2 separate regions of the Mus musculus genome follow, and region 2 is linked to region 1. The links are chromatin loops, found by intact Hi-C in ENCODE. Cell type or tissue: left cerebral cortex. All regions are shown on one strand. Each heading gives the region's core, and the rest is flanking DNA. Links, peaks and the distances in the headings are about the cores only. Region 1 holds the start of Gpbp1 (GC-rich promoter binding protein 1). Region 2 has its middle 41 kb from the start of Mier3.

Region 1 (5,373 bases), core at 249-5,248:
GTTCTTACCTATTCACAGTTCATTGCTATTTTAACATTCTTTAAATCTGAGGCGGGGTCTCATTTGTAGCCCTGACTATCCTGGAATTTTGCTATGTCCTCGAGGTTAATCTGAACTCAGAGAATGCTGGGATTATAGATGTAAGGCACGACTCCAGGATATTTTAACTTTCTTGGAATAGTTTTCTCTAAAGCAGGTGCTGTTCATCTTATTTAATGCCTGACTCTTGGTGAAAGGTACCCTTTTTCTTCTCATGTCCCCATGCATTCCCTCCTCTTCCTGTTCTGCCTAGTTTGATATCAATTCTTAGAAATAGAAACCAGGTGGTGTGTCTTTGAAGGGATAAGGAGAACTCCAGGCCAGCTTGGGTTACATAGCTGAGATCCGAGCTAAATTCAAAAGCAACCCAAGTTCTTTTTCAATATACGTTAATTTTATGGATTCAGGTCTCGTGTAGTGGAAAGAGTTTGGATTAAGACTTAAAACAGAGCTGGGCGGGGTGGGGCATGGTTGTGACCCCAGAGTTTGTAAAGCAGAGGCAAAAGGATCGGGCGTTCAAGGTTCTCTACATAGCTCTTTAGAGAAAGCAACACGAATCCTTGCCTCTCCCGTCCCCACTCGACCCATATTCAAACCCACCTAAAACAAACGGAAGTTTAAACCGGGTAGGTTGAGTAGTCAAGGTCCAGGGAGTAACTGGATCATTTCTAAAATATGAAACCAGCTTATGTAAAAAGTGAGGAAAACACATCTTAGACATTGGCACGATTGAAAAAAGCATCCTTTAGTTTTAAGCCCTTTTTCCCTTTGTACCTAGGGGGCAAGATGGGTAAAGATTGAGGTACAAATTAAGGCGAGTTTACATTCGGCGAACTTATAGGGGTAACGCACTAAACTACAAACCCTATAATGCATATAAAAAGTTTCTGGGAAATGACGCTCCGGTGATTTTCCCTCTTTAGGACGCTTCTCCCTCATTTCTTCTACTTTTTTCCTTTTAGAATTAAATCTCCAACCTTTCCAGAGTGAACCTTTGGCTATATGTAGAGAAAGTGAATACCGTAACTTTTTTTTTTTAAATAATCGTTTGTGCTATGCGGATACCCAGGACAACGCTGATGAAATAATCCATCTCCTTTGGAGTTATTAGAAATAGGAATTACTAGCGCGATGCTCTCTGGCAGCCCTTCGCACTCCGGGGGAACGGTGGCTGCAGCCGAGCCTCGCGCGCCTCCCTAACCCGGCTTCCGCGTGTTAACGTCCCGCACGCTCCGCGTGGCGCGCGACTGCGGCGCCCAATCACTCAGGCAGGGCCGGCTCCGCCCACGGAGCGCTCAGGGCCCGCGCCGAGCGGCCTGCGAGCCACGGCGGGCTTCAGGCGGAGCCGAACGAACGGCGCCCGCCGCCGGCCGTTCCGGGTTGCGCGGCGCTGCCGGGCAGACTCAGAAGCGCCGCACGCCCTGCGAGCCCGCCTGCCCGTCCGGACCGCCTGCGCTCGTCCTCTCCACCCCACCGTTCCCGAGCTCGGGGAGGGCCCGCGGCTGCACAGAGGCGCTCCTCAGGGAACGGACGGGAATTCCCCCTTCCACCGAACGTTCCGGATTGTTCACCGTCCTCACGTCAGCAGCAGGGGGTAATCCCCGGCTCCAGCTGCTCCTGACGTCACCGCGCCGAGACTCCGCCTCCCCGCCCCGCCCCCCGCCCCGCCCCCGCCCTTCCCCCGCGCCAGGCCCAGCCTCCGGGTCCTCCTCAAAGCCCCGCCCCCGGTCTAGCCCCGCCCCTTCCTCTCCCCCAGGCGCCGACGTAGAGGGCGGAGCTTCCCTGACCTGGGGCGTGAGCTGCTACTTGGGCCAGAAGGTTCTGTGGTGGAGGCCCTCCTCCTCCGGCTCCGCCCAGTGGGTTCGTTTGCACCGCGGCTTCCGCACCCTTTCTTCCTCCTCTTTTCCCCTCGCCCCGCCTCCCTCCTCTTACTTCTCAACCTCTCCGCTGCGTCCCCCCTCCCTCGCCACCTTCCACGATCTCGCGAGACTTGGCCCAGAACATTGCGGATCGGGTCGGCGCCATTTTGGGACTGAGACTGGTTGTGGGGGAGGGAAAAGCGGCAAAAGGGGATTATTCAAAGTACCGAAAACCTCCTCCCGGGATCGAGCGCAGCGGCACCCCCAGGCCAGGGGCACCTCTGGTGGGGCAGAAGGTAACACAGTCCCCTGGGCCCCGGACGGGAGTCTCGGGGACCGGGGGAGGGGTTGCCCGTGTCGGCGTTGGGGCTTGAGGGGTCGGGAGCGGCGTTGGTGGCGCGAGGCGTGAGGGTGCGGGCGGCCGGGGGGCGGCGTGAGGCGTGAGGCGCGGGGCGCCCGCCCGTCCTCCCTCCCTCCCTCCCTCCCCCCGGCCGGCGTTGACTCAGCCCGGCGGAGCGGAGGCGGCGGCGGCGGCCGTGGGGCGAGGTGGGCGGCGGGCCTCGGCGGCCGTGGTGGGGGGGGGTGGTGCTCGGCGGCGAAGGCCGGGAACGGCCGGGGCGCCCGCGGCGTCGGGCTAAGACCCCAGGCCCCGGCACGCGCGCCTTCCTGGGCCACCACCAGCAAGGCGGCCCCGGGAACCGGGGAACCGGGGGACCGGGGACTGGAGTCGCGGCGTGCGGAGCCGTGGACTTCCGCCGTGTGCTCGGCGGCGCTTCGCCCTCCCCGCCGCGCCGGGCTCCGTGGCAGTTGCGGTGGTGGTGGTGGCTGCTCGCCCAAGGCGAGCGCTCCGAAGTCGCGTCGGCTCCCGAGTCCGACGGGACCTGTTTATTTTCCCGGGGAGAGCACGGTCCTTAACGGGGTGGACGGGTCGCGTCCCGCACCTCCCACCCCTGGAGTTTTGGCCGAAACCTGTTTGCTTAATTTCAAGGGAATGGGGCCGAGCACCTGGAGCCGAGCGCTGCTCTCCCGGGCTTGGGAGTCAGCCCCCGGGCGAACCGTAGCCACTCGCCCTGCCACGCTCGCCTTGCCACGCTCCCCTCCCGCCCGCCGGCCTGCCCGCCGGCCTTCCTACTAAGCCGTAGTGGGGACAATCCAGCTGCTCCGTCCTCCGAGATTGCGTTTTGGAAGGAGCGTCACGCTCCTTTCCGCCTCTCACTCTCGGAGTCGGGTTCCCCGACGCTCCGTGGCAGCACCACCTGTCCATTTGTTTTCCTTTGGCACATGGGAGAGAATCGGGGAAGAGCACTGCTGAGACCGTGGGCCACTTTCGTAGTTTGAATATTTGCTCAAAGTTTTTAAGTTGGGCGCTTGCAACCTCCAGGGTACTACCTGCACCCAGTTCCCAGTTCAAATCGGAACTCTTCAGTGATATCGTCGCCCACAGTTTTCTAACTCCCTTCATTCAGTAGACTTCATCGAGGGCTAGGAAAAGACTTTTTCCCCAGCTCTCTTTTTACGGCTGTGTGGGAAAAATTTTTTCCCCAGAGGTTAAATTTTTTTCCAAATGGGGGTTAATTTTGATTTGAAAATAAAAACTGACTTAAGTTTTTTGTTTTTGTTTTTTCCTAATACAACTTTTACAGGTGGTTGAATTTGGCGTATGAAGATCATCATCTAGGTTTTGTTTAAAAGGCCCCGGATATTTCAAGTGGCCATTTTGGAATTACAGTTTTGTTTTTGTTTTGGGCAATTTTGCTCCAGAAGTTCATTAAAATTGACAAGAATCATCTCTGAAGTGAATTGATAGTAGTGAACAAATTCAACGAGCTACTAAAAGTCCCAGCCATTTCTTCAGTATTTTGGGTCAAACGGATTATATAAGTGGTTAAAGCATTTCATCTGGTGTTATTTTTGTCTCTTTCCCCTCTCCTGTTTGTGTTCTTCAGCCAAAACTGTAAGATATGTTTGATTTGTGTACCAAGTAGTTTCAGCAGTTTCAAATTACTGTTTAAATATTGCTGAAGTTTTGTGGCAGTTCTTTTTACCTTTATTAAAAGTTTTAGTAATTTTTGACTTCAGCTTTTTTCATATTACAATGGGACAGCTTTTCTAAATGAAGACATTGAAAGAATACAGCGTTTTTTTCTTTTTATCTTTTATTTACTTGGGAATGTAAGATGTTCCATTTTCACACCAGCATGGTAGTATTGAGATAGCTATTTGTCTATACACGCTGATGTTTAGAAGTAATCTTCAGATGTGAAATTTTTCTTTTTGTTTCTGCTTTTTGGCACATAAATTGGCTATTTCTTCTGGAGTGGATAAGTACAACAGTGACAAATACATGGAACAGTAAAGAAGACCTTGCTCTTAAATCCAAGGAACCTGGCTAACTCTGGATCTGACCATATGAAAACTTCAAAGTAAATATGGGTAGCTGACTTCAAGTAACTCTATGTCAAATAGTCATAGGTTAAGTATCTTCAAAGAACTTGGATATTTCAGAGGATACAAAATAAAAAAACAAACTGGAAAACATAAAGCTTATAGAGAAGAAATCAACACCTTCTTGTGCAGTCCTTTTGGAATTTGTAAGTACTTGTGAGCAAATAGATGTTCCTCTGTAATCTGTAATAAGAGTCAGATTGATCCCGTGTTATATTTGGAAACCTTTCAGTTTCTTGAAAAAAATGTTTCTGATTACATTTCTGGATAGTCTGAAAATAGCCAGCCATTTAGCTATATAGCAAATTGAAATGGGGATGATTTTAAGGTTTACAAATGTTTCAGACATTAGTCTTATTAAAAGTTTTTGTATTTTTAAAGTTGAAAAAACATAAATGCATCTGGTCAGTAATCACTTTCTGCTTTATGATAGCATATATATATATATATATATACATATATATATATATATAGAGAGAGAGAGAGAGAGAGAAATCACTTTCTGCTTTATGATAGCATATATATATATATAGAGAGAGAGAGCGAGCGGGAGCGCATAGTGCAAACGTAGGAAAGTCTACACAGTTGATGTCTGGTTGGTTTTATATTGTAAATGTCATGGGTCTTGATTACTACTTTATTTTCTAAGTGTGAGTTTAGACTGTATTACTAAACACATAGTTTAGAGATCTAGTTTAGCGGTAGTGTAACACAGAATAATGCAAGTTTGGTTTTAAATTTGATATCTTAAGAAATAGCTTGTTTTAAGGTACAACAATTCTATATGTTTAACACATTACAGACAAGTTTTTGAAACATAGCCGGGCGTGGTGGCACACACCTTTAATCCCAGCACTCGGGAGGCAGAGGCAGGCAGATTTCTGAGTTCGAGGCCAGCCTGGTCTACAGAGTGAGTTCCAGGACAACCAGGGCTACACAGAGAAACCCTGTCTCGAAAAACCAAAAAAAAAAAAAAAAAAGTTTTTGAAACATCTTATTGAAGCAGTTTGTAGTCAACACGCTTCAGTTA
Region 2 (5,373 bases), core at 212-5,211, 240 kb before region 1:
TCCAAGGCCGGCCGATTGAGACCCTCTGCACGAGGTGGGACTCGAACCCACGATCCCATAACAAAACACGAGGTGGGACTCGAACCCACGGTCTCGCAACAAGGCGCGAGGTGGGACTCGAACCCACGATCTCGCGATAAAACACGAGGTGGGACTCGAACCCACGATCTCGCAACAAGGCACGAGGTGGGACTCGAACCCACGATCTCGCAACCCCAGATGGTCTCTTGGCCTCCAAAGGGGTCCACCAGGCGTCCCTGGTCCTCCCCTGTTCCTCCTGGGACGTCTCCCAGGGCGAACGGACGGTGGACACCTGGACACGTCTATCCTTATCCACCCCGCGTTCCCTCTCGGAGCGCGGTCTCACTGAGCGTCCGCAAAACCGAAACTGCGATCGCACCAAACTTAGAAACAGAACACAGACACCAGACCAAGACAGAACAAAGAATCTTACCTTTAAGTGGGTCTAGGACCTCTGGGTGGTCGCGCTGATCCCGGACGAGCCCCCAAATGAAAGACCCCCGAAGGGAGACCCTCACTCAAGCCTCGGGACAGCCGCGGACCCAAGAAGACACTGAGACCGTACTCAAAATGTAGAGGGCAAGATTTAATAAAGTAACAGCAAGAAAGCACATAGACCAGAGCTCTGGGGTCGAAACTCATGCACCTAGTATGGTGTAGAGGAGAATCAACCTCGAGCCAAATTTTTCACAGGCTTATATAGGAAAAACTCAAGGGGGGAGAGCGGGGCAGGGAAAGTACAAGTTTGCATAACTAAGGGGTTCTGCCAAGGGACAAGGGGTTCTGCCAAGGGAATTCTACGTAACTAAGGGGTCATGTCCTATTATTTGGCAATGTACCCGGTTCATTCTGAGGTTGTTCCAGGAGGCCCTTATCTCAAAAATGTTCTTGGAACAGTCTTTAGTTGGGAGGGTTCGAACTCTAGGGTGAGGAGTTCAGGAATGCATTCTGGGGTGAAGAGTTCAGGAGTGTTCTGGGAACAATCTCTAGATGGGAGGGGTCGGGCTCTGGGGTGAGGAAGAGTTCAGTAATTTTTTATCTTTATTCTTCACATCCTATCTTGTCCTAACTGTGCTCTACGCCAGTAGCAGATATATGCTGTAGACTAACGGGAAAGCTGATGGTGATGTCATAATCCTGGATGCCCCTCCCCTAATCCTGGCAGCTCAGCAGGTTCCAGATTGACCCTTTCTTTCCAAACAGGCTATCTCATCTGGTTGTCCACTCTTTCAGCTTTTCTCTGACTCCACTGCCCTCTGGCAGTTTCTTTCCCTCTCACCTCCTTCGGGAAATTCCCAGTCATGCTCAGTCACCAGGACTGAGCTTTTGTGTTCTCTTCTCCAGTACTCCTTGATCCCCAGGTACTTCCACCTCCACCAGGAACCTCTCCAGTTTCACAGACAGCTGTGAAACCCTTGAGAAATGAGAGAGCAGAGAGCCCCCTTCTGTTTCCCCATTTCAGCCATTTTTTGTTTCTCAGTTCCCTTCATTTCCACCTGCAATATTTTCAACTACTTAGCCAGTCTTTCAACCTTTTTGAAACAAAATATACAAAAAAGAAACAGAAAATCCCCTCTAAGAGCAAAGCAAGGGGTATCCCAGTGATACAAGTCAAAAGAATTTTTTCCACTTGAAAAAAATAAAAACATTTCTTTGTCACCTGCCATTTCCTCTACATTTAAAATCAAATTTCTCGTTTTTTCCTTCTTGTGCCCAATAGGAGCCACTTGTAGCTGGTCTTGGCTACTTTGTGGGTTCTTCTTTTTCCTACCCTTTATTCTGTGCCCTAGTTTCACCCCTAAGAAGGATAGAGAGAAAGAGAGAAGACAGAGAGATCCTGGAATCTAATCTCTTTTCTATTATTTCTTCTTTGACCATATCTACTAACAAACTGTAACCAACCTCTCTAAATGACCAATGACTACACACCATGCCTCTTGGGGGCCTGTCTTAGGGTTTATTGTTATAAACAGACACCATGACCAAGACAACTCTTATAAAAGACAACACTTAATTGAGGATGGCTTACAGGTTCAGAGGCTCTGTCCATTATCATCAATTTGGAGCATGGCAGCTTCCAGCCAGGCATGGTGCAGAAGGAGCTGAGAGTTCATCTTCATCCAAAGAAAGTCAGGAGCAGATTGTCTTCCAAGTGGCTAAAAGAAGGTCTCAAAACCCACTTTGTGTCACAGTTCCTCCAACAAGGTCATACTTCCTAATTGTGCATATTCAAACCACCACAAGGCCCTCACATTTATATACCCTCAGAAAAGTTCCCAGAATTCCAAATGTCACACAATCGCAGAAACTATCTGCAGCTGGCAAAACCAGGCTTTTGCTAGAGCATGAGGCAAATCATGATCAGCTGATTCTGACAGGTCAAAGCAAGCCTGGAATTAAAACAAAAACACATTCTTTTTGGGTTGTTGTTTTTAGATTTATTATTTTTTTATTTCATGTATGTGAGTACACTTTCACTGTCTTCAGACATACCAGAAGAGGGCATCGGATCCCCATTACAGATGATTATAAGCCACCATGTGGTTGCTGGGAGTTGAACTCACGGTCTCTGGAAAAGCAGTCAGTGCTTTTAACTGCTGAGCCATCTCTCCAGCCTCCAAAACACATTCTTATAATATTTCTGTGTGCGTGTTTTTTTTTTCTTTTAAAAAGAAACCAAAGTTCCAGAATCTGTCGTGTGGACACCCGACCTATTGATACACATGGGTGCTGGCCCTGTGCATTGAGTGAGTTATTAAAGTTCTTTCAAATACCATCCATGGAGAAATGGCTTCCCACCTTCCATGAGGCTAGTATTTATCCAAAACTGGATAAAATAACATCAAACACAAGATTATAGACCCATATCTCTCATAATGCATATGCAAATTTTCTTTAAATATCTTACCAAAAGAACCCAGTAATATAAAGGATAATATAACATGATCATATTAATCCAATGACAGAAAGCTTAATGGTCACTTGGGGACTGGGAATGAAAGAATACATGAGAATGGTTAAAGAAAGGTTCTAACAGGATTTTGAAAGTGATGGATACATTTACAATCTTAATTTTGATTAGTGTATAGACAAAAGATTTATCAAATTGTTCACTTTAAGTGTGTGCGGTTTATCATACACCACTATGAAATATCATATACTATACCTTAAAAAGCTCCTTAAGAAAGCATTTTGTCTGGTAATCTTGCCTTCGGCTGTTTAGGAGAATGAAGTGCAAACAGGGCATTTTGTTCTTATGTCTATATATTCACAAATCACTTTAGTTAAGAACACTCATGCAGCTACCTTGGGATTCTGTTCCCAACATCCACATGGTCGCTCACAACCATTTATCCGGTTCCAGCGGACACCGTGGACACCAGATACCCACAAGGTGCACATATATACATGCAGGTAAATCACTAATACGCATAAACTAAATCAGTGTGTGTGTGCCTCTTTGAATGGGTTCGCTCGCTCTTAGAAGCGCCTGAGGTCCAGGCTAAGGCTGGAAATTGGCCGAGAAGAGTTCAGCTGAGTGGAGCCCATGAGAGTAGGGACTAAGCAGAGGCTGAGGACAGACGTTACAAGCAGCAGGCACAACCCTGGGAAAGAAACCAGGCGGCCCACGCCCAGGGAGCGTTCCTAGAGGCCAGGATGCCATGAAGTCCAGTGACTCTTCGCGCACAACCAAGATCGTTGTACCCATGAGAGCGCAAACGCACAGCGAGAGCAGGCTGCTCCAGCTCTGCGCGCCCGGGCTGCAGGAGCCTTGCGGTGTGGGACACCCTGGGCGGAGGCCCGGAGGGCGGGACAGCGCAGCCCGGCTCCTCCCTTAACTGAGCGGGGCGAGGATTCGACGCGCCTCTTCCACGCCTTCCTCCTCGCTGCACCACAGAGCAGCCTGCAGGGTGTGTGGGGGCGATGGCGCCGCTTCGTCCCCCCCAGAATGTGAGAAGCCTCACCTACAACCCGAAGTGAGAGGACGGAATGGCAGGACCTCACGACGTCACGCAGCCCTCGCTGCTGCCAAAGCTGTTACGCCCAGCCAATGGGCTGAGGCGGGCGGGCCGCGGAGGCGGAGCCTGAAGTACTTGAAGCCCCGGGATGCCCTGGGCTGACTCGAGCAAGCCTTGGGGGGGGCCGAGCCTGAGGTGGGTGGAGCCTGGGGGCTTCCAAAGTTCTGCGGTGGGCGGGCCTAAGAGGAGGAGCCTGAGGTGGGTGGAGCCTGGGACAACCCGAGGTTTAAGGCGAAAGGAACCTGAAGTGGGTGGAGCCCAAAGTAGGCGGAGCCCTGAGGCTGAGGGTCGCCGAGGGGGTTGGGGCTATTCGGTAACGCAGATGCCCACCTTACGGGGGCGGGACCTGTGTCCCCTTTCCCAGTGTGCGCCGCGCTGCTGGGTCTCACGCGCGCGCGCTTTTTTCCTTTAGTAACTCCGCCCTTACAAGGATGCTGCAAAGGAGCAAATAGAAACTTACAAAGTGGGGGTGTGGCCTTTCCTCAACCGGGACCTAGGAGTTTGAACTTCCTCGGAAAAGTCAAGGCTTAGTCTCATTAACGCGTAGAAAAGAGCAGAAAACCATGGATTGCTCGGGGTGGGTCGCCGTGGGCTGTGACGGCTGGCGTTTGTGAGCGTGCTGCTGATCTGCAGTCTATGCAGCGGAAGACTCGGCTGAAAGTGAGACAGACACAAGCGCCTTCCCGAAGCTTCACACTACGGAGACGTGAATTCGGGTGTGGCGTTACCTTAGAAATATCAAGAGAAAGTTTCTTCCTTTTTGTTCAGAAACAACAGTTTGTTAAAAAAAAAAAATAGTTCTGGAAGTAAGAGTGATATAGTCAAAGAAGAAATTACCACTCCCGGGAGAGACTATATGACAAGGGATGTGAATTTGGCTTAAGTTTGCCTTTGAAAAGGACACGCCTATGGGAAAAAGTGTTTACGAAGATTCTTATTTGAAAACATTCAAGTAGCTATTGAATGGTTCGAGGGAAAGCTGAGCTACGTGTCTGCTTCTGATCTTTCCGTTTACAGCTTTAGTACCTCGGGCACGTTCCCTAGCATTTCCATGCCCAAGTTTCTTTGCAAAAACAAAACAAAACAAAACGCATGTTGATGACTGGCTACTTGGATGCTCATGGTTGCGGGTTAGAGAACATTGACCTCTCCCAAAGAATTGCTTCTTCTAGGGTCTCAGTTTAGCATAGCTTAGTTCATTAAGGGCAATAACCCAGGAATCATCCAGAACTTTAGTCGATTGCTGCGTAGGAAACAGAAACTTTCAGATTCTTCAACACATTGCAAAAGACCCAAAGATAAAATTATTACAGGTGACGTTGTTCTAGGAACG

What was found. Hi-C counts contacts between places; a loop is a spot of excess contacts. Peaks named below come from ENCODE experiments on the same cell type or tissue, not always from the same donor. Only the 100,000 strongest peaks of a DNase experiment are listed, where the experiment ranks them.
Region 2: a loop joins it to region 1, with 2.9 times the contacts of the local background. A loop is called at or near these places in 14 of 42 quality-filtered maps.

What each region holds. Positions count from the first base shown.
Region 1 is chr13:111,486,539-111,491,911 of GRCm38, reverse strand. Gpbp1 (GC-rich promoter binding protein 1) reads left to right here and starts at 1,785. Exons shown (of 13, transcript NM_028487.5): 1 at 1,785-2,194; 2 at 3,542-4,489. In left cerebral cortex, for the core only: no CTCF peak of the experiment used is centred there; DNase peaks (open chromatin) are centred at 1,331, 1,892, 2,736 and 3,112; H3K4me3 peaks cover 2,720 bases; H3K27ac peaks cover 1,787 bases.
Region 2 is chr13:111,724,269-111,729,641 of GRCm38, reverse strand. It overlaps the pseudogene Gm15488. Among named protein-coding and RNA genes, the nearest start is that of Mier3, 41 kb to the right of the region's middle. In left cerebral cortex, for the core only: a CTCF peak has its summit at 2,522 (motif pointing right); DNase peaks (open chromatin) are centred at 4,048 and 4,632; H3K4me3 peaks cover 1,791 bases; H3K27ac peaks cover 480 bases.